2 separate regions of the Homo sapiens genome follow, and region 2 is linked to region 1. The links are chromatin loops, found by intact Hi-C in ENCODE. Cell type or tissue: pancreas. All regions are shown on one strand. Links, peaks and the distances in the headings refer to the core of each region. The heading gives the core; the rest is flanking DNA.

Evidence for each region. Hi-C counts contacts between places; a loop is a spot of excess contacts. Peaks named below come from ENCODE experiments on the same cell type or tissue, not always from the same donor. Only the 100,000 strongest peaks of a DNase experiment are listed, where the experiment ranks them.
Region 2: it touches region 1 in a loop (2.2-fold over the local background); 8 of 110 quality-filtered maps call a loop at or near these places.

What each region holds. Positions count from the first base shown.
Region 1 is chr2:219,299,534-219,313,993 of GRCh38, forward strand. PTPRN (protein tyrosine phosphatase receptor type N) reads right to left here and starts at 9,868. Exons shown (of 23, transcript NM_002846.4): 1 at 9,685-9,868; 2 at 8,259-8,309; 3 at 7,911-8,024; 4 at 4,202-4,298; 5 at 3,043-3,304; 6 at 2,604-2,958; 7 at 2,055-2,186; 8 at 1,410-1,444; 9 at 452-726; 10 at 167-253. The coding sequence starts at 9,799. In pancreas, for the core only: no CTCF peak of the experiment used is centred there; DNase peaks (open chromatin) are centred at 8,798 and 9,801; H3K27me3 peaks cover 1,316 bases.
Region 2 is chr2:219,021,637-219,038,271 of GRCh38, forward strand. It overlaps CFAP65 (cilia and flagella associated protein 65), which reads right to left. Exons shown (of 35, transcript NM_194302.4): 5 at 13,844-14,028; 6 at 10,834-10,936; 7 at 9,853-10,022; 8 at 9,470-9,669; 9 at 9,053-9,198; 10 at 8,350-8,572; 11 at 7,767-8,032; 12 at 6,565-6,765; 13 at 6,014-6,373; 14 at 4,386-4,523; 15 at 2,379-2,624; 16 at 1,571-1,795; 17 at 535-693; 18 at 144-294. Among named protein-coding and RNA genes, the nearest start is that of CFAP65, 12 kb to the right of the region's middle. RefSeq lists enhancers at 3,624-4,124, 7,976-8,165. In pancreas, for the core only: a CTCF peak has its summit at 8,222 (motif pointing right); DNase peaks (open chromatin) are centred at 8,235 and 9,535.

The DNA.
Region 1 (14,460 bases), core at 4,595-12,594:
GGTGGGGCCAGCAACGGGCTGGGTGTGGCTGTACCTTCAGTACAGCTGGGAGCATCCCTGAGCTCAGAGCTTGTCTGCTCTTCCTCCCGCAGGCCCCTCCAGCCACCTCCTTGCTCAAGCTGCTTTCTAGATCTCGGCCACTGCCCTAGCAAGATGCCAGCCCCACCTGATGTTGATGAAGCTGCCTGAGGACATGTGCACATGCTCAGCCAGGATCTCCAGCAGCTTCACTCCTGCAGCCAGGCTCAGGGGCCTGGAGATGGGAGAAGGCAGAGGAAGGAAAGTGGGGCAACCCTCTCAGTCACTTTCTTAAAACAGGCCACTCCAGGGGTACAGAGCAGCCTGCCAATTCCCTGTCCCTGCACGTCTGGATTTCTGCCCTCTGCTTCTGGCCAGGCAGGCCAGCCCAAATCCTAGCAGACCAGAAAGCTTCCCAGGATGCAGCCCTTACTTCTGATCAGTGACGATGTAGCCATATTCCTCTGCTGCTGGGCGGGCTGAGGGCTGTCCTGCCACCGTGGGCTGGCTCTGGCCCAGTGGGCTTTTCTTCTCTAGCAGGACAGGTGTCACAGGGGGTCTGGCAGCTTTGGGAGGCTCAGAGGAGACAGGGCTTGGCACCTGCTGGACTTCACTGGAGGTAGGGCTGGCAGTGGGGTGTCCAGGCATGGGGGATGTGCGGGCTGGAAGCTCTGCTGTGTCTCTGCCCTCCACCGGCCCCTCCATTGTCTGTTCAGAAGAGGGTGGAGGTGTGGCCTCTGGACAGTGCTGGGGGAAGGGGTACCCTGGACTCGGAGCTCTCCACAGTGGAGCTCAGGACCTGCTTTTCACTTTCTACCCCCAGGGACCACTGCAGTGCTGGGTACAGAGAGGACACCAGAGCATCTGAGACAAGTAAGTGGATGCATGAATGAATAAAGGATTGAATGATTGAAAATGGTCTGTACTAATCCACAGAATGGGGCTGGAGACAGAAAACCCCTGCAGCAAGAGAAGCTGGGGTGAGGGTAAAAGACAAACAGGCAGGCGATGGTTTCTAGACTTTTGTTTAGCCACAAAGTCTTAGAAATCCAACACATGAAACAGAAAGAAGCAGAGCTCCTCCTGCTACAGAAGCTCAGGAAGGGCTCTCTGCTCGAAACTTCCCTCCTCCCCTAGGAATCCTCAGAGCATGGTCTGAAATGATTGTAGTGAAAAGAGGAATGAATTAAGAATTCAGTTTTCTGGCTCCAGTTCTGCCATCAACTTGATGGGAGACCTTAGGCAATAACTTGCGGTCTCTGGGCCTTGGTTTCCCCCAAAATGAGGGGTGGGAGGATACAGATTCTAGGTCCTGAATTTGAAATTTAGGTTTGGCAAGGGGGCGTGCTGCCATGGGGTGATTATGAGTCAAGGAGGTGCTGGGGACTCACTTTCTTGATATCAGCTCCAACATTTACAACCCCTCCTGCGAGACAGGAAAAACAAGAGTCTGGAAAAATGGCCATGGCCAAGGTCTACACAACACAAGTGGGAGAAAGGGCCAGAGACCCTGAGCCTGGAACATTTGCTGTGGTCTTCATCTCAGTCAGTGACCAAGACCCTGTTACTGGTCTCATCCTAAGCCTGGCCTCATTCCTTTTTGCTTCCTCCTCCCAATTTACTGTTTTATTAACTCCTCCCTCTACCATTGGCCATCTCTCTCAAAGCTATTCTTTGTTCAGTTATTTCTCTACCCATCAATTACTGGCTTCTTCTTAGTACTGGCTATGCCCGTTTTTAGGCCCTCATTGTCACCAACCCATCCTTCCCGATGCCTCCTTTTCCCTGCTCACACCCTCTGTTGGCTGCTTTTTCCATTACTTCCACCATCTAGTCTTTTCCTGATCTAACTCCTAAGCTTGCCACCCTACCCCCTTGCTCCCTGCCTTGCTGGCAATGACCCTATGTCTCAAAGGAACTCTTTCCCCTGAAGCCTGACTCTTCCTCTCCAGGCTACTCCAAGTGGTCTCGAGGCAGGGCAAGAGGCCTCCATGGAGCCGGGAGATATTGGTCCCTCCCTCTGCCTGGACACTTACCCGGATTTCTTCCTGCACCCTTGGGCAGTAGCTGCAGCAGGGTCAGGAGTGTGGAGAGCTGCTCAGGGGTCAGCTGACGCAGCTCTACCCCATAGCCCGCCAGCACAGCGGCCAGCCTCTGCAGAGCCGCATCTGCTGGGAGCCAGACACAGAGCTTAGGGCTGATTGCGCAGTGAACTTGAGGGATGCAGATGAGTGAGTGAGGGTGGGAAGGGACTAGCATGTTAAGAGAGTCTTCCCAGACACCAGGACACCAAGAGATGCCCTCCCTTTCCCAGCCCTTGTCCACACTTTGGGGGAAAGTTCTTCCTGGGACCCAGATCAAACTTCAGGACATCTTGACTCTCCACTGGAAGGAGAGTCACGTCAACTCCACTCCCCACCACTTCCCTAGTGCCTGGCATAGAACAGCTTGTCAGTAGACATTCCTTAAATGTATGAATGACTTTAAGGACAAGTTAACAAACGCATAGATTGTCAGGGAAGGGCCCCACCATGGTTCCCCCAAAGCAGCCCTCACAGGGAGGTGGATGCTGAGGACCTTGTTACCTGGCTGCACAGCTGGGGAAGCAGGCTTCTCTCCACGATCCCCTAGTCCTTCCTTCTCATAGCCCTCTGGGGAGTCCTCTGCCCGGCTGCTGCTCCCTTGCTCTGGCAGCCTTGGCACCCTGGCCCTGCTGGGTGCTGGCAACTCCTGGGCCAGATAGAGCAGCCCAGAGTCTTGAAAAAGCTGGGCAGGTGAAGGCCCTGGAAGGTCCCCGTAGGAGTGGCCAGGGTGGTCCCCAAATATGCCCTTGGAGGCAGTTCTGCTGAAGAGGGCAGGGGCTTCAGCCTTGGGCAGGGGGCCGACACTGACCATCCCTGGGGAGCCCTCTGAGACCCTGGAGCCATCACGGGAGCCAAACTGTGGAAAACCAGAGATCTGGGTAAGAGCAGAAGTCCGGGCTGAGGGACTGCGGTTGGGGTGGGACCAGAGTCAAGGACTTACCTGGTGGAACAGGTAGGGCTGCAGCAAGGCAGGTTCGTAACTCAGTGAAGGGTGGGGAGGCTGTGGGGGCAGCAGCAGGTGCTCCAAGAGAGGCGGGAGCAGCTCAGCCTGCAGAGGGGACAGAGAGGAGCTGGCCCCAGCTCCACCTTTGCCCACTGGTGGTTGTGGAAGCCGATGCTGGGCAGCAGGGGCGGAGCCAGTGGGGATGTCCTGTAAAAGCAGCTCTCCAGCAGGACCAGGTCTCTTGGGTGCCAAGCCAGACCTGTAGAGGAAAGCAAAGTGTGTGTGTTGGAGCGGGGGAAAGGGCATAGAGAGCCTGCAAGGCAGAACTATTCGGGGCCAGGCAGGCTCAGCGGTTAAGAGCAGGCCTGACCTCTTTAGAAACTGAGTGACCTCAGGGGAAGAGAGATGGGCTGGGTGGGAATGGGGAGGGACCAGAGGGCCAAGCTGAGGGCAGAGGTATCTGCCTCCCTGGTGAGCATGGCTGAGTCTCTGAAACAACTGCAAAGGCTGGGTAATCATGAGGCTGGGGATGGAGAAGGGGCAAACAGGAGCAGGGGAAGGCAACCAGGAATTTCTCTAGATGAACTGTGGCTGCAGCTGTCCCCGTTGCCCCTGTGTGCCATGTCCCCACACCTGGCTCTCCAAGTATATGTCCAAATATTCAGGACTGCTCCTCCACCCCCCACCACTATGCCATCTTCATCCTGGTATCATCATCTGAGCTCCCTAAACCTCATTTACTTTCCTCTGCTTTGCAGTCTGAATGATGCCTTTAGAGGCCCTAACCACAAAAAGATGATGGTGGCTCCTGTCATATAGAAATTCACATAGTAATGAAATGGAATATTGAACAACTTCAGTCCAACAGCATTCTAATTTCTCCCATGATGACTACATTGATGCTTCTTTTAAAGTAGCCAATGTCAATGTTTTTCAAAACATTCAAAAAATGCCCGTTTTTCTGGATCCCTAGAGATGAGCTCAGCTCCTCTTGGTCATGTGAGCATGTCAGAGAGTGACCATTCCTGCACCTCTTTACCTGTGCCCCAGCATGCTGGCCTTGGTGCCCACTTCCTTCCCCTTCTCTCCATCAATTAGGACAACCACAGATTCATCAGCCTCACCATTGCTAGAGTTGTAGAGAAAGGCTGCCTACCTGTCCCTTGGACGGGGCTCTGGGGGGCGAAGCCTGGGGATGCGCTCCATCTCCTGAGAGATCACATACTGGGTGAGGTCATCGTGCCAGGACAATCCTGTCAGGAAAGAGGACAGCGTAAGTTGGTTCAGGAGTCTGGGGATCCAGTAACGGGGACCACTGGGGATCAGAACTGTACCCTCTGCCCTGCAGCTCATGGGGTTTGTCAGAGTAGAGGGACAAACTCAGTGGGTGATCTGAGCTGTCTTCTTCCCACCCTCAGGTACAGCTATTGGAGCCAGACCACCTGGGTTTGAATCCTGCCTTTGCTACTGATGAATTATGTAACCTTGGGCAAGTTGCTGAACCTCTCCAAGCCTCAATTCCCTCATCAATAAAATGGGGATTTATACCTCCTAGGATTGTTATTATCATTAAAATAACACATATACATATCAAACGGTTAGAATAGTGCCTGTCATGTAGTGAACTTTTAACAAATGCTATTACCATAATTATTATTACTATTGTTATTATTCTTTGTGTTGACCCTGAACCTCAACTTTCTCTGTTTGTAAAGTGGAAACGATACATATTTCAGGGGGCTGTTGTGAAGATCAAGTGTGATCAGGGAAATCAAAGTGCTTAGAAAACTCTAAAGCATAATCCACATGTTTTAAACATGTATCATCATCTTCATTGTCGTCATCATCATCATCATCACCATTATCATCATCATCTTATTCATAGACAGCTCTCCTGTTTGACTCTTTCCCCCAAAAAAACTCTGCTCTCAGGAAAGTTCAGTCACTTATTCTAAAGGAATAATTTCCCACTTTTCACCCTCATTTTTTCTTCTCTAGTTCTGGATTTAAAATCTGTGCTGCTCTTAACTTGTATTCTGGTATCTACCAACATCCACACCTGCCTCCTTGCTTATTCACATTAGATGAGCTGTCTGTGTTCCTATTTAAAGCCAGTTCCTCTGAGCACTAGATTTCATCCCCTCTCACCTATTCAGGAACATTCTCCTTGCAATTCTCTCTTCTTTCCTACATAATTTCCTTTGTTCTCTACTGAATTATTCACATTATTCCCATGCAAACAATATGCAATTTCTTCCATCTTAAGAAAAATACTGCTTGATCCCACTTTCTTCTCTAGGGATCACTCCATATCTTTGCAGCAAGACTTCTAGAAAAAGTTGTCTATACTGACTGTATCCAATTCCTTTCTTTCTATTCCCTCTTAATCCACTTTATTCAGGATTTTATTCCCAACTATTCTACCAAAGCTGCTCTCATCAAGAGCAGCTTTGTCTGCATGTCCAAATCTAGTGGTCAATTTTCATATCTTATTTTACTTATCCCGTAATCATCATTTGACACTGTTGGTCACTCCTCCTCCTTGATACACTTTCTCCTGGCTTCTGGGACACTGAACACTGTTGTTTTTAATCCTACTCCACTGGCTTCCCCTTCTCAGTCTCCCTGAGAGGAAGTTGATGGTTCCTCTCTTTATCCTGGTCCTCATTTTTTTTTTTTTTTGAGATGGAGTCTCGCTCTATCACCCAGGCTGGAGTGCAGTGGTGCGATCTCGGCTCACCACAACCTCTGCCTCTCAGGTTCAAGTGATTCTCCTGCCTCAGCCTCCTGAGTAGCTGGGATTACAGGTGCTCGCCACCATGCCTGGCTAATTTTTGTATTTTTTGTAGAGACAAGGTTTCACCATGTTGGTCAGGCTGGTCTCGAACTCCTGAGCTCGTGACCTGCCTGCCCCAGCCTCCTAAAGTATTGGGATTATAGGTGTGAGCCACTATACCTGGCCTGGTCCTTTTAATAGAAGAATTATCTAGGACTTGATCCTTGGTCTTCTTAATAGACACTCAATCTTTTGGTTATCTCATCCACCTCATGGGTGTAATTACCATCTATATGCCAAAGAATTCCAAATTTATATCTCCAGGTGAGAACTCTGTCTCTCAGAATCCAGTCTCATGTACTCAACTTCCTGCTTCACTTGAGTAGACATCTTAAACTCAACATATTCAAAGCTGAACACCCCCACCAAGTTGAACCATTTGCAAGTTTCCACATTATAATTAGTGACATCTCCACTGATTCAGTTATTCAGTAAATAAAACCTTTGACTCCTGGCTGAGCGCGGTTGCTCACACCTGTAATCCCAGTACTTTGGGAGGCCCAGGCAGATGGATCACTTGAGGTTAGGAGCTCAAGACCAGCCTGGACAACATGGTGAAACCCTGTCTCTATTAAAAATACAAAAATTAGCCAGGCATGGTGGCGCGCACATGTAATGTCAGCTACTCGGGAGGCTGAGGCAGGAGAATCACTTGAACCTGGGAGGTGGAGGTTCCAGTGAGCAAGAGATTGCATCACTGCACTCCAGCCTGGGTGACACAGCAAGACTCTGTCTCAAACAACAACAACAACAATCAACAAACAAAATAAACCCAAAAAAACTTTGACTCCTCTCTTTATAACCATATCCAATATTTCACGAAATAATGCTGACTACCTTAAAAATAAATGCAGAATTCTCTCATCCTTCATTCCTTCCCTGCAATCACCTTGGCCCCATCCACATTCATCTCTTATCTGAGTTATTGTGGTAGTTTTTGTTTGTTTGTTTTAGTAAAGTGAAAGCAGTTTATTAGAGAAGTGAAGAAACAAAAGAATGGCACTCCATAGACAGAGCAACCTATTGTGGTGGTTTTTAGTGGTCCCCCTCACCAACTCTTGACTCCATCTATTCTAGTCTCACTACAGCAGCAAAAGTGATGCTTGTCAAGTGTAAGTCAGATCATGTGCCCCCAAGCTCCAAATCTTGTAATAGTTTCCTTCTTTACTCAGAGTAAAGCTAATGTCCATACATTCCCCTATGAGGCCCTAAAGTGATCCACATCCCTTCCCCCATTACCTACCTGACCTCACCTTCTACTCTTCCTCTCCATCAGTCTTCTACAGTCCCCTGGCCTCCATGGTGCTCTTCAGAATTGTGCTTTTGTCCTAACTGTTTGGTCTGCCTGAAATACTCTTCCCCTAGATAATCTTCTGACAAACTCCCCCACCTCCTTAAAAAGTCTGTTCAGATTTCATAGTCTCAATAATGTCCACCTTAACCACCTGATTTCCTCATTTAATACTGTAGCTTTCTACCTCACCATTTTGATCACTTTATCCTGCTATAATATTATATGCTATTTATCATCTTCTAAGACACTATGTATTTTCTAACTTTTATAGCGTGTTTCCTCCCCTTATCCCCCAAACAGAAACTCCAGTAAGCAGAGATCTTTGTTTTATTCCCGATACATTCCAAATACCTAAAACTATGCCTGCTACATAGTAAGTACTCAATAAATACTTGTTGAATGAGGAATTGGGTGAGTGGAATATTATCCTGGCTGAGGATTCCAGAGTTCTTGGCTCTGTAGCACTCAGACAATGCCAGTGAGAGGAACTGGTCCTAAGAAGATGGAAGCTGGCCTTTTCCAGTGACTTCTTCTTAGAAGGCTCCTCTGGGCTTCTCCAGAGAGTCCAAATGTGAATAGCCCATCTCTAGGGTTCCACCTCTTACTCTAGCAAGATATGGGAAGGTGAGGCTCCAGCAGTGGGGGTGATAGGAATATTCCTTGAAGAGAAATCTTCTTCCCCACCCATAACTAACCAAGTTCCAATCTCTCTCCTCCAGTGCACCCAGACCTTACCTTGGGACATGAGTTGTCGGAGCACACCTTGTAAGCGTTGGAGAACTGGGGAGGTGACTTGCAAAAGGGGCCGGGCCTGCCCCACTCCCACCTGGCACTGCCCAAACAAGCCATCTAAGGGCACAAAAGTGGTGTCAGCAGGGGGCTTGAATAAGAGGCCTTCCAAAGTCCAGGTTGCAAATGGACTGTACTCTCTTCACTTTCTCCCCTACCTCTCCTCCTCCAGGCAAGTCTTCCTTCTTCTCAAGCCCAGTAGCCCTCTTCCTTTCTGGGCCTTCTCTCCCCTTCTTGTTTTTTATTGCCCCTCTCCCCCCGATCTTGTGAGTTCTATGCTTGGGCCTCACTCACCCTGAATACAGACTTCCAGGTGAGAGCAGAGCCTGCGGTCAAATAGACAGCCTGTAGAGGAAAAGGTGAGCAGAGGCTCAGACACCCACTCACAGAGAATGGGCAGATGGGTGGACAGGCTGGGAACGGGAGAAGCAGATGCAATTTATTCTTTCATTCTAAAGAAGGCCTTAAGCTGGGAGGAGAGTAGGAATCAGGCCTGAATTTCTTAAAAGGAAGCATGGGATCTTGTTTTGGATTTTAAGAATTTGTGAGTCTGTATCCTTAAAAGCCTCTGTTTGCTTAACTGAGTGATAGGGAAGAAACCTTCCAGGTGCAGGGAGAGAGATTCATAGAATTACTGCAGGAGAGGTTTTGGCCAAATTCTGAAAGAGGAATTTCCTTCCCAAATATGGAAAAGCATCCTATAATGGCCTGGAACTCAGAAGAGGTTCTAGCACACTTCCCCCGGTCGGGGGAAAGAGGGCATGGGTGGGGCTGGGGAGGGTGTCTCTTAGGCATCTCTCCTCGCGCTGTCCCGAGCCGCTGGCGCTGTCCGCGGTGCTGAAGCTCTGAGTCTGGCGCCGCCAAGGGCTGGCCTTGGAGGCGGTTACCAGAGAGGAAGGGGTCACAGAGCGAGGACTCTCCACTAGACCTGAGCCCTCTGTTGTATTCTGCCAACCCACAGCGTCACAGGAAGTACTCTGCCTCTCGGGCCTCCAAGCCCGGGTGGGGAAAGAGGGCGCCAGGCGGCGAGGCTGCGCCCCTTCCCCCACGCGCCACCCTCCCATCCCCCACCCCCTGTCCGTGAGTCAGCGCTGACTGTCTCTGTCCGCACAGATGTGAGTCAGCACCAGGCCTGGCTGTGGGGAGGGGGACAAGAGAGGACCCTCCCCTCTTCATCCTCTTCTGCCCCCTCCCCGTGCTGTCCCCCGTTACAGGAGATCAGATCGCTGCAATCAGCTTCTCTAGGCTTACGGAGAAACCCTGGCCTCTCTCTCTGCCCAGCTGGGACTCTATGTCTGCGGCCCAGGCTTCCACTGCCCAGAGATCACCGTTCCCTCATTCTCCCCGCCACCTCCCCTTCCCATTCCTCAGCGCCTGTCACCACCTCCCAGGCGCCTCGGAGCAAGTGGCTTCTCCTGTGGTCTCGCAGCCGGTCTCTAAGTCCCTCTGCCCACATGCACCCCGTGTCCTTCTCCCGAACCTGCAATTTTCCCCAGAGCCCAATTCTCTTAGGTCCCGCCCCCGTATTCCCAGCCCCACCTCCAGGCCTACGCCCCTTTCCTCCGAGACGCCCTCTCACCTTCCTCATCTCGCATGCCTCCCCCAACCCATATTCTCCCCGAGCTTCATGACATTTCACCCTCACCCCCACCGAGTTTCGCTCCAGGCCCCAAGCTGCTCCCCGCCCCCCACCACCCGCCAGCCCAAGTTTCCTCCTGACCGTGGGCACTAACGGCGCTGCAGCCCCCCGGGCGGCTGCTCAGCAGCAGGAGGCAGAGGAGCAGCCGGAGACCCCCGGATCCCCCGAGACCCCCAGGCCGCCGCGGGCGCCGCATCTTTCCGAGCTCCGGGCGCTCGCTCCCGGGCCGGAGCCGCAGCGACGCTGGCGGGAGCCTGCCAGAGGGGCTGAGGCGGGGCTTGCCGCTCCCCACCTCCCTACGAGGCGGGGTCTACATGCCCCTCTCGCTGCAACGCGGCCAACCGCAGGCGGGTGCTGACGACACCTCCACCCCCGGCTCGTAAGCTAATTTGCGTCACATATGGCGTAAGAGCCCTGTCGGAGCGGGGGACCTACCTAGCCCATCCCTCCTCCATCAAATAGTAGGCGCCTCGCTAGAATTCCCACTTGGCCCCATCCCTGTAGCCCTCTTCTAGGATCACCTCTGTCTCCCCGCCCCAGGGTGGGTGAAAAGGGTTAAGTTAAGTGGGGGGCCAGGAAAGATAGGTGGGTCCAGAACGATAAACCCGAAGACAAGAAGCAGAAAAGTGGGTAGAATAAGTACTCTTACTCATTGTCATTGAAGATACTGTTCTCTTCCTTAAGAAAAAATGGTTAGGCATGCCTAGATTCCAGTTCTAGCAGGGCATCTACTAAGGGTATGACCTTGGGCACCTTGTTTAACTTGTCTGCGTCCAAGTTTCCTGATCTGCAAAGTGGAGGTGTTAATAGTTACTACCCGCCTCACACAGTGATTGTGAAGATTTTGTTCGTTACACTAATATGGATCACTTAGAAGGATGACTGGACTGGTGCATACTACATGCTCCATACATATTAGCTGTCATCATTAGCTTTTATTTATTTTTTATTGAGATGGAGTCTTGCTCTGTTGGCCAGGCTGGATACTGGCGTGATCTTGGCTCACTGCAATGTCCACCTTCTGGGTTCAAGCCATTCTCCTGCCTCAGCCTCCCTAGTAGCTGGAATTACAGGCGCACAGCACCTTGCCCGGCTAATTTTTGCATTTTTATTGGAGATGGGATTTCACCTTGTTGGCCAGGATGGTCTTGAACTCTTGACCTCAGGTGATCCAACGGCCTTCGCCTCCCAAAATGCTGGGATTACAGGTGTGAGCTACCGGGCCTGGCCTCATCATTAGCTTTGACTCTCCTTTCTCTCCGTCTGTGCCACCTCGAGGCTATCAATCATTTTATGGTTTCTCCCTGCAAAATACATCTCCCATCAGTCCACTTCTGTCCATCCTCACTACCTGAACTGAAACACTGTGCTCTTTCACCACGACCACTGCAGCAATCAGCTAGTAACTGCTCTTTTGCTTCCACTCTAGTCATCCAATAAGTAGGGGAGTGAGCTTCTTAAGTTCAGATTTGATCTCCTTCCTCTCTTGCTTTCCAGTAAAATAAAATAAAATTTAAAAAGGACAGAAATGCATAATGAATACTTACATACTCATCATCCATACTTAATGGTTATTGATGTTTTACAATATTTGCTTCTTTTTAGTATTTAAACATGAATGATAGACATCATGACATTTCTCTTCTAAATATTTCATTATGCATCTCCAAGAAATAAGGACATTTTCCTGCATAACCTAAGTGCTGTTATGACACCTAAAAAAATTTACAATAATTCCTTAATATAATTTTTTAAATTTTTTTTTTTATTTTTTTGAGAAGGAGTCTTGCGCTCTTTTGCCCAGGCCAGACTGCAGTGGCACTATCTTGGCTCACTGCAAGCTCCCCCTCCCAGGTTCACGCCATTCTCCTGCCTCAGCCTCCTGAGTAGCTGGGATTACAGGTGCCTGCCACTGCACCCGGCTAATTTTTTGTATTTTTAGTAGAGACGGGGTTTCACCGTGTTAGCCAAGATGGTCTCGATCTCCTGACCTCGTGATGCACCCACCTCGGCCTCCCAAAGTGCTAGGATCACAGGCGTGAGCCACCGCGCCCGGGCATTCCTTAATATAATTTAATGCTCAGTTCATATTCAAATTTCTCAGATTGTTTCCCCAAAAATGCCTTTTCTTTTCAGGTGTTTTGTTCAAAATAACAGTCAATTAAGAACAACCACGGCCTTTGTTATGTTTCTTAATCTCTGTAAATTAGCATAGACACCATATCCTCTCTCCCCTCCCCCATTTTTGACATTGTCATGTTGATAGACCAGGTCAATTTTTCTTTAGAACTCTTCTTCTGGGTTTATCTGATTTTTTTCTTCATGTTGTATTTCCCTGTATTTCTCCAGTGTATAACCTGTATATCACCTGTATTTCCTGTAAACTAGAAGTTATATATGAAGTATTGACTGTATCAAATTAAAGAATTTTTAAAGCAAAATGCCTCTCATTGCATCATTTCAGGAAGTACATGATGTCTGACTGTTCTATTAGTGATGTTAAAATTGATCACTGGTTTAAGGTAGAGACAGCCAGATCTCTGTATGTAAAGCTGTGGTTTTCTAATGTGACCAGCATGTAATTCTTGGATGATACTTTGGCACTGTGAGACTATCTAGTTCCTCATCAACTTTTCACCTAATGGTTTCACTATTCACTGGTGATCCATCCTTGACTAAATGATTTCATTAGAGGTTGCAAAATGGTGATTTTTATAATCCTATCATTCAATTCACGTTTATCGCTTATTTTACTTTGTAAAGAAGGGCTTTCTCTCATCAACTGGGTTTAGTTTACACTAAAATGCAATTCCAACTGGAAAGGTAACATATATTCTCAGCTTTTTCTCTTTACCCTTCTGCAAAATAATGAGTCTGTGTAGTGTAGTGACCTCTAACAGTGACTAATACATTTTTAAACATTTATTTATTTATTTAGAGTCAGGGTCTCACTCTATCACCCAGTCTGGAGTGCAGTGACAAGATCATAGCTCACTGCAGCCTTCAACTCCTGGGCTCAAGCAATCCTTCTGCCCCAGCCTCCTGAGCAGCTACCATTGTGAGCAACCATGCCTGGCTAATTTTTTTTTTTTTTTTTGTAGAGGCCAAGCACAATGGCTCATGCCTGTGATCCCAGCACTTTGGAAGGCCGAGGCAGAAGGATCACGTGAGCCCAGGAGATTGAGACCAGCCCGGGCAACATGACGAATCCTTGTCTCTACAAAAAATACAAAAATTAGCTGGGCGTGGTAACACGTACCTGTAGTCCCAGCCAGGTGTGGTGGCTCATGCCTGTAATCCCAGCTACTCGGGAGGCTGAGGCAGCTGAATTGCTTGACCCTGAGAGGTGGGGGTTGCAGTGAGCCGAGATTGCGCTATTGCACTCCAGCCTGGGTAATAGAGAGAGACTCCGTATCAAAAAAAAAAATTTTTTTTAATCCATTTTTCTGCTGATGGACATTTGGGTTGTTTCAGGTTTGGTAGTATTATGCATAATGCTATTGAGAGGTGACAGCATGCTGGCAGCCCTCACAGCCCTCGCTCGCTCTCGGCGCCTCCTCGGCCTTGGCGCCCACTCTGGCCGAGCTTGAGGAGCCCTTCAGCCCGCCGCTGCACTGTGGCAGCCCCTTCCCCGGCTGGCCAAGGCCGGAGCCGGCTCCCTCAGATTGCGGGGAGGTGTGGAGGGAGAGGCGCGGGCGGGAACCGGGGCTGCGCGTGGCACTTGCGGGCTAGCGCGAGTTCCGGGTGGGCTTGGGCTCGGCGGGCCCCGCACTCGGAGCGGCCGGCCAGCCCCGCCGGCCCCGGGCAGTGAGGGGCTTAGCACCTGGGTCAGCAGCTGCTGTGCTCGACTTCTCGCCGGGCCTTAGCTGCCTCCCCGCGGGGCAGGGCTCGGGACCTGCAGCCCACCAGGCCTGAGTCTCCCCCTCCGCTGTAGGCTCCTGCACGGCCCTAGCCTCTCTGACGAGCGCCGCCCCCTTCTTCACGGCGCCCGGTCCCATCGACCACCCAAAGGCTGAGGAGTGCGGGCACATGGCTCGGGACTGGCAGGCAGCTCCACCTGCGGCCCCGGTGTGGGATCCACTGGGTGAAGCCAGCTGGCCTCCTGAGTCTGGTGGGGACTTGGAGAACTTTTATGTCTAGCTAATGGATTGTAAATACACCAATTGGCACTCTGTATCTAGCACAAGGTTTGTAAACACACCAATCAGCACCCTGTGTCTAGCTCAGGGTTTGTGAATGCACCAATCGACACTCTGTATCTAGCTAATCTGGTGGGGAGGTGGAGAACTTTCGTGTCTAGCTCAGGGATTGTAAATGCACCAATCAGCACCCTGTCAAAATGGACCAATCAGCTCTCTGTAAAACAGACCAATCAGCTCTCTCTAAAATGGACCAATCATCAGGATATGGGTGGGGCCAGATAAAGAATAAAAGCAGGCTGCCCCACCGGCAGTAGCGACTCACTCGGGTCCCCTTCCACGTGGGGGAGGATTTGTTTTTTTGCTCTTTGTATTAAGTTCCTGCTGTTCAGTTGTGGGGTCCACACTGCTTTCATGAGCTGTAACACTCACGATGATGGTCTGCAGCTTCGCTCCTGAAGCCAGCGAGACCACAAACCCACTGGGAGGAACGAGCAAGTCTAGACGCGCCACCTTAAGAGCTGTAACACTCACTGCGAAGGTCTGCAGTTTCACTCTTGAGCTAGCGAGACCAAGAACCCACCGGAAGGAAGAAACTCGGAACACATCTGAACATCAGAAGAAACAAACTCCAGACACGCTGCCTTTAACAACTGTAATACTCACTGCGAGGGTCCAGCACTTCATTCTTGAAGTCAGTGAGACCGAGAACCCACCA
Region 2 (16,635 bases), core at 3,547-11,546, 280 kb before region 1:
CTGGGCTCAAGCAATACTCCCACCTCAGCTTCTTGAAGAGCTGGGACTACAGGCGCGTGCCAGTGTGCCCAGCAGGTTAACCGGTCTTAACCAGTACCTCCTCCCACCTCCCCTGGCCCCAGTCCCAGCTCAGGCCCAAGTACCGAGGGGGTGGTTGTCAACGGCCTCAGGGCTGCCCTGCTCCAGGTAGAGGCGGTAATAGAGGGTGCAGTTGCCGTCATTCAGGAGGACAAGGAACCTGGACTGCTTGCTGTTCACCAGCACATTCCCAAAGGCCAGCTCCTTTTCCTTTGCCTGGAGGCCACAGTCAGCCAGCCGGGAGTGGGAGCTCCTCCAGGCCCACAGCCCCACTCTCCCAGCCCCATTTTCAGAGCATCCCCCAAGGAAGGGCAAGTTTGGGGTATCCGGGGCAGAGGGCTCCTATCCTCTGCCCTCTTGGCCTTCCCTCCCACCTTGGGAGGTTCCCTGGGGCCTTCCCTCCCACCTGTCCGGGCCTCTCCCCCAGCCCCCTCCTGCCAGAGCCCTCCCACTCACAGAGAGGCTGCTGGTGAGCCCAACGCCCACCAGCCGGAGCATGTAGTGGGTGGTGGCAGCGGGGTTGGCATTTGGGGACAGGCCGGCTTCCCAGACCCACATCCCCACTTGGAACAGGTACTTGGTCTCCTCCAAAGGGCTGAAGGTCCACGTCAGCGTCTGGGGTCACAGAAATGATCCCTGCAGTGGCCTTCGGAAGCCCCTCCACAGGTACCTGGCCATCCGAGGCCCCATGGCAGGGCGTCATGCTACGTTAGCCCTTTCTCAGAATCTACCCTATGCCAGGCATTGTACACGGCACATGTATGGAGTCTCCCCAATCCCCTCAATCCTATATCCCCACGGGGTCAGTAGTATTATTTCCATGCCTCATTTTCTGATGAGAAACTGAAAGTTCAGAGAAGTGGGGTCCCTTGCCCAGGGTCAGACAGTAGTGAGGGTGGGAGCGGGATGTCAACATTCCAGGCCAACTCCACAGGCTATGAGGCCTCTTGTCCCCCCGAGGGGCTGTCCCCTTGGCTCTTACAGATGCCTGTGCTGGTGCTTCTTGTCCCAAGTTTGGCCTCCCCAACCCGTCGGTAAGGTTCTAGACTAGGGACAGGGGTCTGCTATTTTGAATCCCAGCCAGCACCCCCACTGTGACTACAGTCTCCTTCCTCACCCTCACTGGTGGCTGGCCATTTGGGCCCAAATCCAGCTGCTGCAACCCACCCTCCCAATGACCTCCCAGCTTTGGGGACCATGGATGGGGAGGTGACATGCCTCTCAGGCCTGGCATCAGAAACACTGGTTCCAGTCCCAGCCCTGCACGGCCTAACTTATGATCTTAGTAAATGGCTTCCCCTTCTCAAGCCTCAATTATTTGTAAAATGGTGGGGGGATGGTGAGGGTAATAATAACACCTCATCGCCAGGTGGGGGAAGTTACTGTGGATGGAATTGGGGGCTGCACATGGCAAGTCTGGGCTATGATAGGCACAAATAAGAGATGACAGAAGTGAAGGTTGCCGTCACTCGGCAGGAGGGGAGCCACTCACAAGTCTCTCGTTGGGCTGGATTAGCCCCCTGGAGGGCTGGACAGCCAGCAGCTTTCGATGCTGCTCAGAGACCCTCCACTCGAACTGCAGGGGCAGACGCGAGGGGTTGCGGAAGGTGAAGGGGCTGGTGGAGGAGCAGCCCACCCAGGTGGGCTTGAAGTAGAGGCTTTTGTGGGTGTCCAGCTTCAGCTGCAGTGGCTCCTCCCGGCTGTACATGCTCACCTCCTGGAGCCAGAGGAAGAAGGGCAGTGCCCTGACCTCACTCTGCAGTCCCAGCCCCCCACAACATGTCCAGGAAGCCATGGCTAGGCAGCTTTCCCCACTTGAAGCAGGCAGTCAAAGGCCCTCTGCCAGCCCGTGTACCGGCAGTTTCTGTCAAAAGCAGAGTCAATGGTGACTGGCCCAGGAGATAATTCTTGAAAAGAACTCAGGGACTGAGAGAGGATCTATAGACCATTCCACGGGGCCAGACATGGGCCCACCATCTCAGAGTCTATTGCTGGCCTGGACCCAAATATCCCTCTACCACCTGCAGGTGTCTTTTGCCTCCCCCAGATCCTTCCTCTGGGTTCTCTGCACCCTCTTTCTTGGCCTCAGACCCCATAAGGGGGACAGGCAAGGCCCTGAGGGGTGGGAGAGTTGTTCACAGAAGTGGTCAAGCAGGTTCTTTCCCTACTATGCTACTTCCTGGAGGAGAAGTGGCCCCCTGGAAATCTTAGGGGCCAACCCCAGAATATGGCCTTGAAAAGGGTGGTTCAAGATTATGGCCCATTCCCAAGGACCCAGGTCCCCTCCCTCTGCCTCCTACCTTGAGATACTGGGGGGAAGCATTGCACTGCAGATAGAAAGTGTGCTGCTTCCAGGAGCTGCCCTCAGGGTAGGTGCAGATGAGGATGATCTGGTGGGCCCCGGGTGCCACAAGGCCCGAAGTGGGCCGAAGGATGACGTCTGAGCCTCTCTGGGGGGCCAGGCTGAAGGTCAGCAGCTTGCAGTCTTTGTTGACCAGGAGCAGGCTGCGGTAGGTGGGCTCACCGGAGGACACTGCTGGAAATAGCTGGGGGTGGGAGAGGAGGAAAGCGGCCCCCCGCTCAGACCTCCACCCTGGGACACACACTCAGGGCCCTATGGGGGCTTGGGAGGAGCTGTCTCCAAGTAGATCAGAGGTGCTGCCCTGCAGCCCAGTCAACGCCCTGGGAACGGGGAATTGAAGGAGGCCACGAGCTGACACCAAAGAATGCTTTTGTTCTCCAGAGACCTCCAGAAAGGGGCGGGGGGGGGGCAGGGGGGCGGGGGCACAGGCCCCTGGGAAACTCAGGCCTCCAAGGCCGTTCCTCAAGGATAAAGTAGAAGTTGTTTCATTTTAGGGTGTCTTTGCATCACTCTTTGGAGAACTCATTTTCAGAGAGCCTGGTCCAGAAGCTCTGGGGCTGCAGTAAGTAACCACTTCGGGCTGGGTGTGGTGGCTCCTGCCTGTAATCCCAGCACTCCGGGAGGCTGAGGCAGGTGGATCACTTGTGGCAGGAGTTCAAGACCAGCCTGGCCAATATGGTGAAGCCCCATCTCTACTAAAAGTACCAAAATTAGCCAGTTGTAGTGGCGTGCATCTGTAATCTCAGCTACATGGGAGGCTGAGGCTACAGAATCGCTTGAACCCAGGAGGCAGAGGTTGCAGTGAGCCAAGATCACACCACTGCACTCCAGCCTGGGTGACAGAGCGAAATTCTATATCAGAAAATACAAAATAAAAAAGTAAGTAACCCCTTCTAGATGATTCTCATGCAGGTAACTGATGGAAACTGGCCCAGATAATCTCAGCTCCCAACACTCTTCAGGTATCCAGGGTGTGGCCAGCACCAGCTGAGAGCTGAGCAGGCTGCAAAACACAAAACCTGCAATCCCTGACCAGAGGTCCCCATCAAGCTGGGGTGACAGTGCCTGTGTGTTAGCCGGTGAGGGAGTGACGCCAGATCTTCTGGGCTGCATAAAGGCCACAACCCACCAGGAGGAACTGCCAAGGGAAGGGGGCCGAGGGAGACATCGAGGGGGACTCTGTGAGGCAGGAAGGCCTTTGGGAAGCAGCTGCCTCTAAGCTGAATCTTGGGGTGGTATATGTTTGGGATAGGAGGGCAGAAGTGTAGGTGGTAGGGGGAACAGAATCAACCCAAAGCACATTGTCCCAAAGTGGTGCTTTTCCAGCAACCAGAAGTCTAATGCAAAACCTCCAGGCGATGGAGACTGGAGGAGACATCAAAGGTGAAACTGGATTGGAAGCCGGCGGTCTGGCCCCAGGCTCTGTGCTTTTCAGCCCTATGTCCTCTTGCTTGTCAGGTCAGGCAGGGCTTCTAAGGGCCTTGGGGTGGCCTGGGAATTATGATCTCCTGAGGATGGGGCTGGCTCTGCCTCTCATAGGGCAGGGTGCTTCCCAAAGGCAGGGGCTGCTGGTGCGGCTGTCATATCCCTGGGCCCGAGCCCAGGACTTGGGGCACCCAGGCATTCAGTAAACAGGACACAAACAAATGCAGGAGCTGGAGGGTTTTGAACCTGAGAGTCATAGGAGCCAGTGAGTATTTCCAATGGAGCAGCAAGGGGCCAGCTGTCCAGGATCCAGACTCTCCCCAGTCCCAGTGTCGGGGCCCAGGAGCAAGTCCTCAGCCGGCCCAGATACCCAGAATTGGCACAGCGGACGTGGGGACAGCCAGGGAGGGTGCAAAGATGTGTTTCTGAGGCCATCAGAGAATGGGAGAGGGATCTGCAGGCCAAGGCAGAAGCTAGGGCTCCCCTGTCTCCCTCCCACTGCTGTTGGGGCCACGCTTACCTTGGGGACATCTAGGGAATACTGGGGGATGTGGTGCTCAAAGCCAGCGAAATAGCTGTGGCCTCGTGCCCGCACCGTCAGGCACCAGGATGGGCACATGGTGCAGTCCTCCTCAATATTACTGTAGCTCTGCAGGACCTGCAGAGGGGCCAGACCCACGGAAAAGCTCAGAGTCCTGTGTCTGCCCTGTGGGGCACCCCATTTTGCCCCTCCTTGCCCTTGTGCTGCAGGAGTCTGACATTGGACACAGACAGGAGGGCCTCCCTGGGAAGACAGTGCAGAGAACAAGAATCCCAACCCAGCCCCTCCTGCGGGGAGCTAGGCCCTGCATCCATATAGCAATGCTCTCTTTAGTCCTCACAACCCGGGAGGAGGGTGGGGCTGGGATGTGAAAGCACCATTCATTCTGTAAGAATGAGCCTAGAGAAGCGCTGGCCAATAGAAATATCACGTGAGCCACAAATGCCAGCCGCAAATGTCATTTTAGATGTTCAGTAGCCACATTAAAAAAGTAAAACACGTGAAGTTAATGTTAATAGTATATTTTATTTAACCCAACAGATCTAAAATCTTATCACTTTAACATATAACCAATATAAAATTAGTAACGAGGTATTTTACATTCTTTTCATACTAAGTCTTGAAATCCAGGGTGCATTTTACACTCACGGCACGTCTCAATTGGGACCAGCCACATATTAAAAGCTCAGTAGCCACGTGTGGCTGTCAGTGGCTGTACTGGACTGTGCAGGTCTAGAGCCTGTAACCTAAATATCTGACAGGCTGAACCTCAGCAGAGCCAGGCATCTACAACCTTATTCCTACAAACCTCAACATCACCCCACTGCCAGAGCATTAGGACGGGGGCAACCAAAGCCTCCACTTTGGAAAGCCTCCTCAAAAGATCGGACGTGGTCCCAAGTTTAGAGATGAAAAGATCAGGACTCAGAGACATTAAGGAACTTGCCCAAGGTCACATAGCTGGTAAGTGACCCTGATCTTGACCGCACAGCCCTACTTTTCTCTGGGCCCCAAGACCTTGGCCTCTGGGCAAGGGCAGTGGGGTGGGCAGAGTCAAGAAGGAAGGGATGGGCAGGACTAACGGATGAGGAGGGGGCACCACGCATCTGGGGCCAGAACAGCAGGGCTGGGGACAGCCGGCACTCGGAGTTCCCGACCCAGGGAAGCTGAGTCAGAAGCCCTTTCCATCACAATTATCTGGTGCTGCTGACTTTGTCTCTAGGCCCAGCTTCCTGCCCGCTCAAAGCTCCTTTAGAGTGACCACTTCTTAATTCAAGGACTAGTAGAGAAGCTAGGAGGCCTCCTAGCCAGGAGCCCCAGGGAGTATCTCCCTGTGCACCCAGTTTTCCCAAACAGCTTGATCTCAGCTGAGTTCTCCCTTGGAGGGGAGGGGAGACTTACATAAGAATGAGAAAATCAGATGGGCCGAGCTAGGCCAGGAGCTTTGGAGGAGACAAACTCATAGGGGTCACTGTCCAGCCAAGAGAAAGCCTGGCACGCAGAGGATGGAGCCTGAAGCTGCCCTCGGTCACTTCCTGCCACCCCACCAAGCCACTCAGGCTCCTAGCAGAGACCCCGCATTCCTCCCTCTCATTGCGTGCACACACCTTATAGATGGCGAAGGCTTCGAGCTCCACCGTGTAAAGGCAGTTGGGGTGAGGCGGCTGGAAGTGCAGGCGCATGGCCATGGACTTGAGTGGGGGCACGTCGCAGCTCTCTGGAGTCACCCAGAAGGGGCAGTCAGACCTTCGCGTCCAGACCACCATGATCTTGCCCTTGGTGTGGTTCATCAGGCACAGGGGTACAGGGTTGGGGGCCTCAGGCCCTGGGCAGGCACCGAAGTCTACCTCGACAGGCTCTACACTGATGGGCGGGGGGAAGATGGTTATGTCGCTGGTGCCGTCGAAGAAGAACTCGGTCATGGGGGGGATATAAGGGTACTGCGGGGCCGGCATGTCCTCCAGATCCTGCATGGGGAAAGACAGGTGGATAGGGCTCAACTGCCATTCCTCTTGCTGTTGCCCCTCCTGGGTACACTCCTGTCTAGAAAGGCTACACCAGTCGCCCTGACTACTAATGGTGCCCATGGGACCCTGGGGGCATGGGATTGCCCAAGAATCACTAGAGAAGGGATATGCAGCTGGGGAGGGCACTGTACCTGGATGGGAATCATGAGAGCCCCGTTCTGGTCCTGTGCCAGCTTCTTCTCCTTCAGCATGGCATCCAGGATGTCAGGGGGGTAGAGCGTCAGGCCCCGGGCCAGGTGTGTGCGGTACCAGGTGAGGTGCTGAGGCTTCAGGATGGCTGGCTTGGTGCTGTCCGAGTGGCAGGTCCCCATCAGGTCCAGGAACAGTGGGTCCTGTGACATTTGTCTGTGTGTGGTGGGGCATGGGAGGGGTGGTAGGGCAAGGGGGGTGCTGGGGGTTGAACTGAGGACAGAAGCTGGGCAGACAGGATAACAGAGGCAGTGGGGCAGAAGCTCCAGGTGGCCAGTGAGCAAGCACTCAGCAGTGGTCTGGCTCAGCCAGGGCACAGCAGGAGTCCAGGGAAGGTCAGGAGAGAGCACCCCGGTCCTTAGGACACTCAGCCATTACCCACCCTTCCTCTCTGCCATGGCCCCTGGGCATTCTCCCACCCACCCTACTGCCAGCCCAGAGGCCTGCCAAACTAGAATTCAGGCCCTCCCAAGGGAGGAGAATATGGGGGGCTGCCTCATCAGGCCTCCCTCTGGGCTTCTGTTCTTTCCTCCATTTCCAAGGCCTCCCCCAGCCCATACTAAACTGTCACAAGAATTAGAGAAAGGCACCCATTCCTCCAGGTACACAGACACAGCCCAAGCCTGGGCACCAGCTCAGGGAGGGATCATGGGTTACATTTCAGCCCCGTTTGCCATCTTGGCCAGGCACCTGCTGGTCAGGGCACAATGTGTCTGATCATGCCCAGGGACCTAGGGTTGGGGTCTAACTTGAAAGCTCTCTGCCCTATGCATGCTATGTGGGGTGGCTCCAGGGAAGAATTAGTCTGTGAAGTCATGGAAGGCAAAGAAAAGGCAAAGCCTGCAGGGCTCAGCGGGAGGGTGGGAGGCTGCGAGTCCAAGCCTCCCTCTCCCAGCCCATGAGCACAGCAGCAGCAAAGCGCCTGGCCTGGTAGCAGGGCAAGACTGGCACAGAGTGATCTGCCCTGTGCCCAGGCTGCACACTGGCTCCAAAAGCCAGGGCTGGGGCCCAGGAGTGGGAGACCACCAGGCAGACAGCCCTAGAAGTTCCAGAATACAGGGAAGTGCCCACCAAGCCTTGTCATCATCAGTGGGCCCCAGGGGAGCCCCTCCTCCCTCAGCCTCATGCCCTCCCCACGACTCACCTGGTGGTGGATGAGACAGGCCACACGCCGAAAGCAGATGATGGGGTGAGTGGGCTGGAAGGCACAGTGCAGGGTCATACGGGCCTTGCCCACCAGCGTCCCAAAGGCAGGCCTGATGGTAAAGACACTCTCCAAGCAGTCGATGGCAAACTGGAAGTGGGCCGTGCAGTCCGATTGGTTCTCAATCCACAGGGGCTGCTCGGAGCGCTCCCCAAGGTTGACCCAGCTGAAGTTGACACAGTAGTGCTGCAGGGACACAGCAGGGCCTGGACACAGGAGATGGGGTATCAGCTTCCCCAAGGATATCTTAGACAAAGTTCCACTGAAGGGAGGTGGTACTCTCAGGGCCAGGCTACAGGCCCAGAGCCCTGGCAGCCTGAGCAGAACTCCAGCATCACTGGATGCCAGTGGGACTGGGATCTCCAGGTAGTCACGGATGATTCCCCACAGGGCCACCAGGGGGCAGCAGACACCCAGGCTGAGGCAAGGTGGCCCCGCCTCCTAGGAGCAGGGAAGGAGCTCTTCAGAATCCTCAGCAGGGGCTGCTCCTGTCCCCAGGGGAGGCCCCTGGGGTCACCGGTACCTCTACAGAAACCAACGACTTTAAGCAGGGTCTTGGAGGCACAGCCAGAAGGCATGATGGAGCAGTAGTCCACAGTTCTGGTGTCCAGAGTCTTGGGGTGGAAGAACACCGACACACATTTCTTCTCTCCCGGAAGCACGATGCCATGGGCCGTGGGGCATGAGAAGGCCTGGTCTTCGGCCAGTTCATCCGGGGAAATTTCAATCCTGAAGGGGGCATTTACCTGTGTGGCCAAGCAGAAGGACAAAGGGTCAGGTCACAGAGCAGAGCACTGTATGATGGGACAGTCTACGCATTGTACTGGCGTGCCTAGCCAAGGGGGTGGGGGCAGCTGGCATCCAGCCTGTGCCCCACTGGCCAGACTGCCTCCACCAGGAGGAGAGAAGGGACCGAGTCATGTGCCCTGCGCTGGGCCTGCCCAAAGGGGGCACCTTTTAATTCTCCCCAGGGTACCATCACAGCTAACTGTGGTCCTGGGGTCAGGACAGTCTTAGGGCTGCTCGTGGCTCTGGGGAGCCAGGGTATACCCCAGCCCAGCCCCCAGCTGAGGAGAAGGACACACCTGTTGACAGCTGACATGGGTTACATGAGGCTTGGGGCCAAAGGCATGGAGAGAAAGGGGGGGCATTCTGCAAGGCGGTGATTTTAGGAAATTCCAATCCTGGGGGCGTGAGTCCTGCCGCCCCTCCTGCCTGGTGCCTACCGCCGACGGGTTGTGTAGCCTGATCTGCCTCTCCGAGGTGCAGCCCACAGCAACAGAGCCAAAGTACAACAGCTTCTGGAAGCCCTCGGCATCCTGGTCCTCCGGGCACTTGTGCTTTATGCTCACCAGCAGCTGGGCGCACTTGGCTGGGGCAGAGATGGGGGAGTCTTGGGGGAACCCACCAGGGCCTCTGTGGCCCCAGCTGAACAGCCCCTCGAAGAAGGCAGGTGGCCCCAGGGAAAATTTAGCCTGTAACATCATGGAAGACAAAAGGCAAAGCCTTCTGGGCTTGGGGGAGGGCAGGAGGCCGGTGGAGGCGGGGGCCAGGCCAGATGGGAGGTGGGGGACACTGAGGCCTGGAGGACCCAGAAGGTGCAGGAGGGGCCAGTCTGGGGACGGTGGGAGGTTGGGCCTCACCCACAGCCTGCAGCTGGATGCTGCTCCTCTGCCGGCTGCCCGCCCCGTACCAGCACGTGGCCTGCACCTCGTAGATGACGGCTGTAAGGGGCTGAAAGGTCACCTTGATCTGAGAGGCCTGGCCTGGCTCCAGGAGCCCCGTGGCGGGCAGCATCTGGAATGGGCTGGAGAACTCCCAGGTGAAGAAGGTGGGCAGGTCCCTGGGGGTGGGGGGCAGGTCAGGGCACTGGGCTCCCGGCCCCTGCTCCTGCAGTAGCAAGTCAGGGATGCTGGGCAGAACCTCAGACTACCCTACCCCGACAAGGGTATGCCTGTCTCTCCTGCTTCCAGACACCCTCCTCACAGCTCTTGCTCTCCCCGCCGCACCTCAGCCTCTTCCTCACCCCACATTATCCAGGCAGAAAAAGGCCTCAGTCGTATCTCCCACAGCACACATGGGCAGCTGCAGGGATGGTGGGCGGCAGATCAGCCTGTGGCAGGGCAGGGTGGCCCGTAGGCCGACACAGAACATCCCCTCCGCTTTCTCAAACCACAGCTGGTCCATGTACTCCTTCTGCAGTGTGAGGCGGGGCAGGGGCAGTCACCCATCAGTGGCATTCAGGGACTGCACATCCCGCCCACCCTCAGCCACCCCCAACACAACCGCTGAGGGGAGGGCCAGGCCGTGGCACCCACGTCAGACTCTGAGGGGAGCTGGGCACCTATGTTGTCTTGGTCTCAAACATTAGAGCCTCTTTTGTGGAAAAAGTATTTTGAGGAAATGTGGGTGGGGAGTGGCAGGAAGAGGCCAAGGAATGTAGAAGGGGTTTCTTTTCTTTTCTTTTTTTTTTTTTTTTTTTGAGTCTCGCTCTGTCACCCAGGCTGGAGTGCAGTGGTGAGATCTCAGCTCACTGCAACAGCCGCCTCCCGGTTCAAGTGATTCTGCTGCCTCAGCCTCCCAAGTAGCTGGGACTACAGGCATGTGCCACCATGCCTGGTTAACTTTTGTATTTTTTAGTAGAGGTGGGGTTTCGCCATGTCGGCCAGGCTGGTCTCGAACTCCTGGCCTCAAGTGACCTGCCTGCCTCGGCCTCCCAAAGTGCTGAGATTCCAGAAGTCAGTCACCGTCCCCGGCCACGGAATGTAGGACTTTCTGATGGCCAATATAATATCGCAGCCTTTACCCCCAGCATCTCCTGGGGAACGCCCTCTGTCTAATGAGATGAGGGGCTAAGCCCTTGACGGGGCCTCCCAAGCTGGATTGCTGCTGGAGCGGGCAGCATGTGTGTGTGCCGGGGCGCTCCTGGTTGCTCTGTCCTGTTTTCTGTTCTGAGGTCACTGCTCCCAGGTACCTCCCTGCCCTCACTCGCTGTGGCAGACCTTACCGCCTCCAGAGGCCGGAAGACGATGGGGAGCGTGAGGGTTATGCCTGGGCTCAGGAAGATGGGCTGAGGGATGACCGTGAAGAAGAACTTGGTCTTGGGGGGCCTGCAGGAGAGAGCCGGTGGGGAGCACCTCAGATCAGGGCTCAGAACAACTGGAAGAGGCAGGAAACGAGGGAAGCCCTGCAGCCAAGGGAGCTTGAGTCCCTGGGACCACAGAGAAAGCGATCAGGAGATGAGCACGTGGAGATGGAAACTCAGGGGTTTGGTCACAAGAGGACCCACCCTCCTCCTCCCCCTCCTATTCTCAGAGATCTTCACTCTGAACAAAAGGGGAGTAGTGTTTGTACCTCTGATGAGCATGGAGGCCTGAGAGGGACAGGGACAGTGAAGGGTTACCCAGATTTTAAAGAGTCCGCAAGCACTGAGGTGGGGGAACCAAGGCTGAGGAGGGTGGGACCGGGGATGCCTTTCCAGAGACCTCAGCAGAGCTGTAGCATCCCACAGTGGGTCAGAACCACAGCTGCTGCAGACTTTCAAAACATTAATAAGACAATGACATTGTCAGCAACTTTACACCAACAAATGTTTAAATTTAGATGAAAAAAATTGCTATAAAATATAATTTACCAAAACTGACCCAAGAATTGTACAATAAATATTATGGCTGCTCTGCCTAAAAACACCAAAGAAATGGAATGAGTGGTCAAAAATCTTTCCACAGGCCAGGCACAGTGCCTCACATCTGGAATCCCAGCACTTTGAGAGGCTAAGGCGGGAGTATCATTTGACCCAGGTGTTTGAGACCACCCTGGGCAACATGGCAAGATGCTGTCTATACCAAAATTTTTTTTAAAAAATTAGCCAGGCATGGTGGTGCATGCCTACAGTCCCAGCTACCTGAGAGGCTGAGGAAGGAGGATTGCTTGAGCCTAGGAGGTCATGGCTACAGTTAGCCATGTTAATGCCACTATACTCCAGCCTGGGCAAGGGAGTGAGACCCTGTCTCAAAAAAACAAGAAAGAAAGAAAAGAAAGAAAAGAAAGAGAAAGAAAGAGAGAGAGGAAGAAAAGAAAGAAAAAAAAGAAAGAAGAAATTAGATAAACTTTAATGTGTGTTTATGAGAAAGACTCTCAGCAAAGCAGGAATAGAAGAATATTCCCATAATCTGACAAGGTGTACACTTTTACAGAAACCCTACAGAAAATCAATCCTACCAGACAGCTTAATAGTGAAACATTGCAGTCCTTTACTCTGAGATGATAAACAAAACAAAGATGCCTCTATAACCACTTCTGTTCAACACTTTTCTATTTAACAATGCAGTAAGGAAAGCCAAAGGTGTAAGGACTAGAAAGAAAAAAAAATGTCATTTTCCATTTAAAATACAAATGTGTGCATGAAAAAACAAGAAAATTAACAAATAAATTATTAGAATAAGAGGATTTGCCAAGATCACTGAACATAATACCTATATAAAAATGACATTTTAAAAACTAGCAACAAACAGAAATAAAACAACTAAAAAATATGTCATATATAACAACAGCAAAAATATAAAATACTTATGAATAAATCTAACTAAGGATGTGCTAAATGTCTATGGAGAAAACTTTACACTCTATTGAGAGACAGGAAAGATAACCTAATGAATACAGAAATAGCCCATGTTCATGGAGTAAAAGACTCAATATTATAATGATATCATTTCTCCTCATATTCATCTATAGGTCCAATTAAATCCCAATCAAAATCTCAAGAAGTGTTTTATGTGCATGTATGATAAGCTGATTTGAATATTTATGTAAGAGATCAAAGGGAGGGCCAAGAATAGCCAAGACAATCTTGAAGAAGAATTAAGTAGGAGGACGTATACTACCAGCTATCAAGACTTACTATTCATAAAAATCAATTCCATATAGACAAAAGACAAATATAAAAGGCAAAAATATAAAGTCTTTAGAAGATACTAGAGGAAAATATCTTAATGACCTAGGGGTAGAGAAGGACTTCTTAGGAGAAGCATAAAAAAGCACCAATCATAAAATAAAAAGACTGATAAAGTTGATACCTTTAAAATTCAACTTTGAACTTTTATTCTTCAAAAGACACAATAAAGGGAGTAAAGACAAATCATAAGATGAGAGAAGATATCCACAACGCATAACTGGCAAAGAGTTTGTAATTGGGATAAGAACTTATACCAAAAAGAAAAAAGACAAGATAATGTAAGAGAAAAATGGCCACAGACTTGATCATAAATTTCACACATGAAGAAATGCAAAGTGTCAATAACCTACAAAAAGACACTCATCCTCATTCATTAGTAATCAGGGAAATGCAAATTAAAACCACAAGTTACCATTACTGGCAAAAATTTTAAATTCTGACAATAGCAGTTATTGGTAAGGATGTGGAGGAATGGGAACTCTCTAATGCTGCTGGTGGGTGTCTAAAGAAATCCATGCACTTTGGGAAATAGTTTGGTTTATCTACAGCAAGTGAACAGGTACATGGCCCAAGCCTCCGCAATTCTACTCCTGCGTCTATTCCCCAGAAAAGACAGAAGGTGGAGCAAGGTGGTGGAATAGAAGGTTCCATCCCGCAAGGTCACCAATTTAACAACTACGCAGGAAAAAAAAAAAAAAAACCTTCATAAGACTCCAAAATCACGTGAGCCTTCATAGTACCTGGTATTCCCCAGAAAAACTCTTGTACTTATGTAACTGGACACATATACACGAATGCCAACAGTCCCAAATAGAAACAGCCCAAACTTCCTTCATTCTGGATGAATACATTATGGTACAGGCACACATTGGGACACTATACCACAATGAAAAATAATGGATTATAGCTGCATAATTATTCATACTGCACGTATTTTAAACACTCACTGGCTTTTATATGGCATGTTAAAGGTTTTTTTTGTTTGTTTTGTTTTGTTTTGAAGAGAGCCTGCTTTCGGGGCTCAAGGCTGTGGCACTGGGTCCTTGATCCCTTATACTGGTACCTGTACTTCATCTTCTGGAGTTTCAAGGATCGATTTTTCAGAACCAGATTCCTTGTGGTCTCCTTTCCTAGCTCCCAGCCTTTCCAATGCAGCTCCTCAGCCACCTCAATGCCCCAGATGACCCTCTTGTTCACTCTCTCCTGCTTCTTTGGGGAGTGCATCTGAGTGTCCATGGAGCTTGCGGGCTGTTCAGGTGGCAGGGAGAAGGGGGAGCAGAAAGGATGTATCAGCAGGGTGGGATGCCAAGACCCAGAGAACAGGTGAAGGTCTTCGTCCTCCACCACCAAGAAAATAAAAGACAAGAAGAAAAACGATGATTGACACCACCCCTCACCCCTTGGGGATGGTCTGGAGACAGATGGTGAGAGGCAGGTAGGCCCTGAAGTCAGACATCACGTCTTCCAAGACTGGAACTGTTTTGCAACTAGAGCCCCTGCCCCTGAAGCCTTCCCTGGGCGGCTCCATCAGCCACTCTGTGCAAACACACAAATGCAGGCTTCTGTTCTGTTCCTCAGTGCACCCTCAGATAGCACCCCATCAGGTGCCTCCTCCCCTCTTCCTCCTCCCAGTCCTGCCCCTTGCTACACATGCCTCTCCTAGCTAGAGCAGTCTATCCCAGGCCCTTTTCCAGACCACATTTCCCTCTGCACCATTCCCTCTCCCATTCCTCAATTGGCTGGTGGGGCAGAGGAGGAGCCAATTTGCTTGCTGTTCACCCCACCCATCCCCTGCCTTCTGGGGCCACTCCAAGTGCTGCTCCTGGTGATTGATGCTAGTGCTGCCATGTGCGGCGTCTCCATCTATAATGGAAAATCTTTCCATAGGCTTATCCATCACCCCTTTCTAGATGAAGAAGGAGGGGGCATGGAAACCCCCCTGGGGCAGTAAGGTGGAGGGAGGATGAACTGGATGCCTCCTCCAACCACAGTCACTGCCATGCGCACTCAACTCATTGGCATTTTATCTTTTTTTTTTTTTTTTAATTGTAAGAGTCTCGCTTTATCGCCCAGGCTGCAGTATAATGGCACAATCTCGGCTCACTGCAACCTCTGCCTCCCAGGTTCAAGTGATTTTCTCGCCTTAGCTTCCCGAGTAGCTGGGATTACAGGCACCCGCCATCATGCCTGGCTGATTTTTGTATTTCTGTAGAGATGGGGTTTCACCATGTTGGTCAGGCAGGTCTTGAACTCCTGACCTCAGGTGATCCACCCACCTTGGCCTCCCAAAGAGCTGGGATTACAGGTGTGAGCCATCATGCCCGGCCAGCATTTTATTTTATCTTTGACCAAGTATTGCTTTTATATTGTTGCATAATATAAGGATATAGTCATTCATTCAACAAATATTTTTTGAGTACCTATCATGCACCGGACACTGTGCTAGGTGCTGGGACTACAATGGTGAACAGGACTGACAAATCCCTTTTCTCTTGGAGCTTACATTCTCAGTTTCAATATTTACTGAGTGTGTCTGATGGCCAATATACTATTTTCTTTCCTGAGTCACCTATGGAAGAAAGGTGACATGCATGATGGGAGGTAATTTACTATAATATCAGTTGGTGCATCAGTCAGTGTCTAGGCAGGAAAACGGAAGCCACTCTGAATGTTTAAAATAGGGAATTTACTGTGGCCGGGTGCAGTGGCTCACGCCTGTAATCCCAGCATTTTGGGAGGCTGAGGTGGGTGAATCACGAAGTCAGGAGTTCGAGACCAGCCTGGCCAATATGGTGAAACCCCCGTCTCTACTAAAAATACAAAAAATTAGCCGGGCATGGTAGCAGGCGCCTGTAATCCCAGCTACTTGGGAGGCTGAGGCAGCAGAATCGCTTAAACCCCGGAGGCGGAGGTTGCAGTGAGCTGAGATTGCACCATTGCACTCCAGCCCTGGTGACAGTGTGAGATTCCGTCTCAAAAAAAGAAAAACAAACAAACAAACAACAACAACAAGGAAATTTACTGCATAACCATGAGTAGTGAAGGAACCTGGGAGTTGGCAACAAGAAGCTGCCACCGCACCTAGGTTAGAAGTGGTGGGGTCAATACAGCCTTGAGGCCTGTCTGGTGGGAACTGGAGCCACAGGGGAAATGCAGCTGCTGACAGAGACACTGTGTACAACAGAGAGAGGAAGAGAAGAGAAATGCCCTGGCTTCTCCCTTCATCCCATCTTCCAATCTCCTCCTAGCTCAGAGCAGAGCAGGGAAGGGCAGTGAGTGAATCCAAGGGCAAACAGGCCCGGAATGGCACAGAGGACAGAGATGTCTTTTAAAACATGACCCTCAGTCCACAGGGAGGCAAGGGCAGCACACCTAAGGAGCTGGGCACCATACACCATACAACACAGACACACACTGCATCATACACAAAGCCATACCCATAGTCAAACCCCTGGACAGCTGCATCATCACATAGAGAGAACTACAAAGAGCTGCAAAAAGTAAACAGTATCCATACATTATTGGTCAAACACAAAGTCCTAGGGGTCAAGGCCGGAAGAACTTCCTGAGGAAAGAGAAATCCTGGCTATCCAACCAGCCTCTGACTCGTTCCTCCCTGGCACTCTCCTACCCCACGGCCTCTCAGGCACTCACTGCTCCCAGCACTCCAGTGTGCTTGGTGATAACAATGGTGAACAGGACTGACAAATCCCTTTTCCCTTGGAGCTTACATTCTCAGTTTCAATATTTACTGAGTGTGTTCGATGGCCAATATAGTATTTTCTTTCCTGAGTGACTCATGGAAGAAAGGTGACAAGGAAAGTCTAGACAAGGTCTAGTGCTCAGATGCAGAGG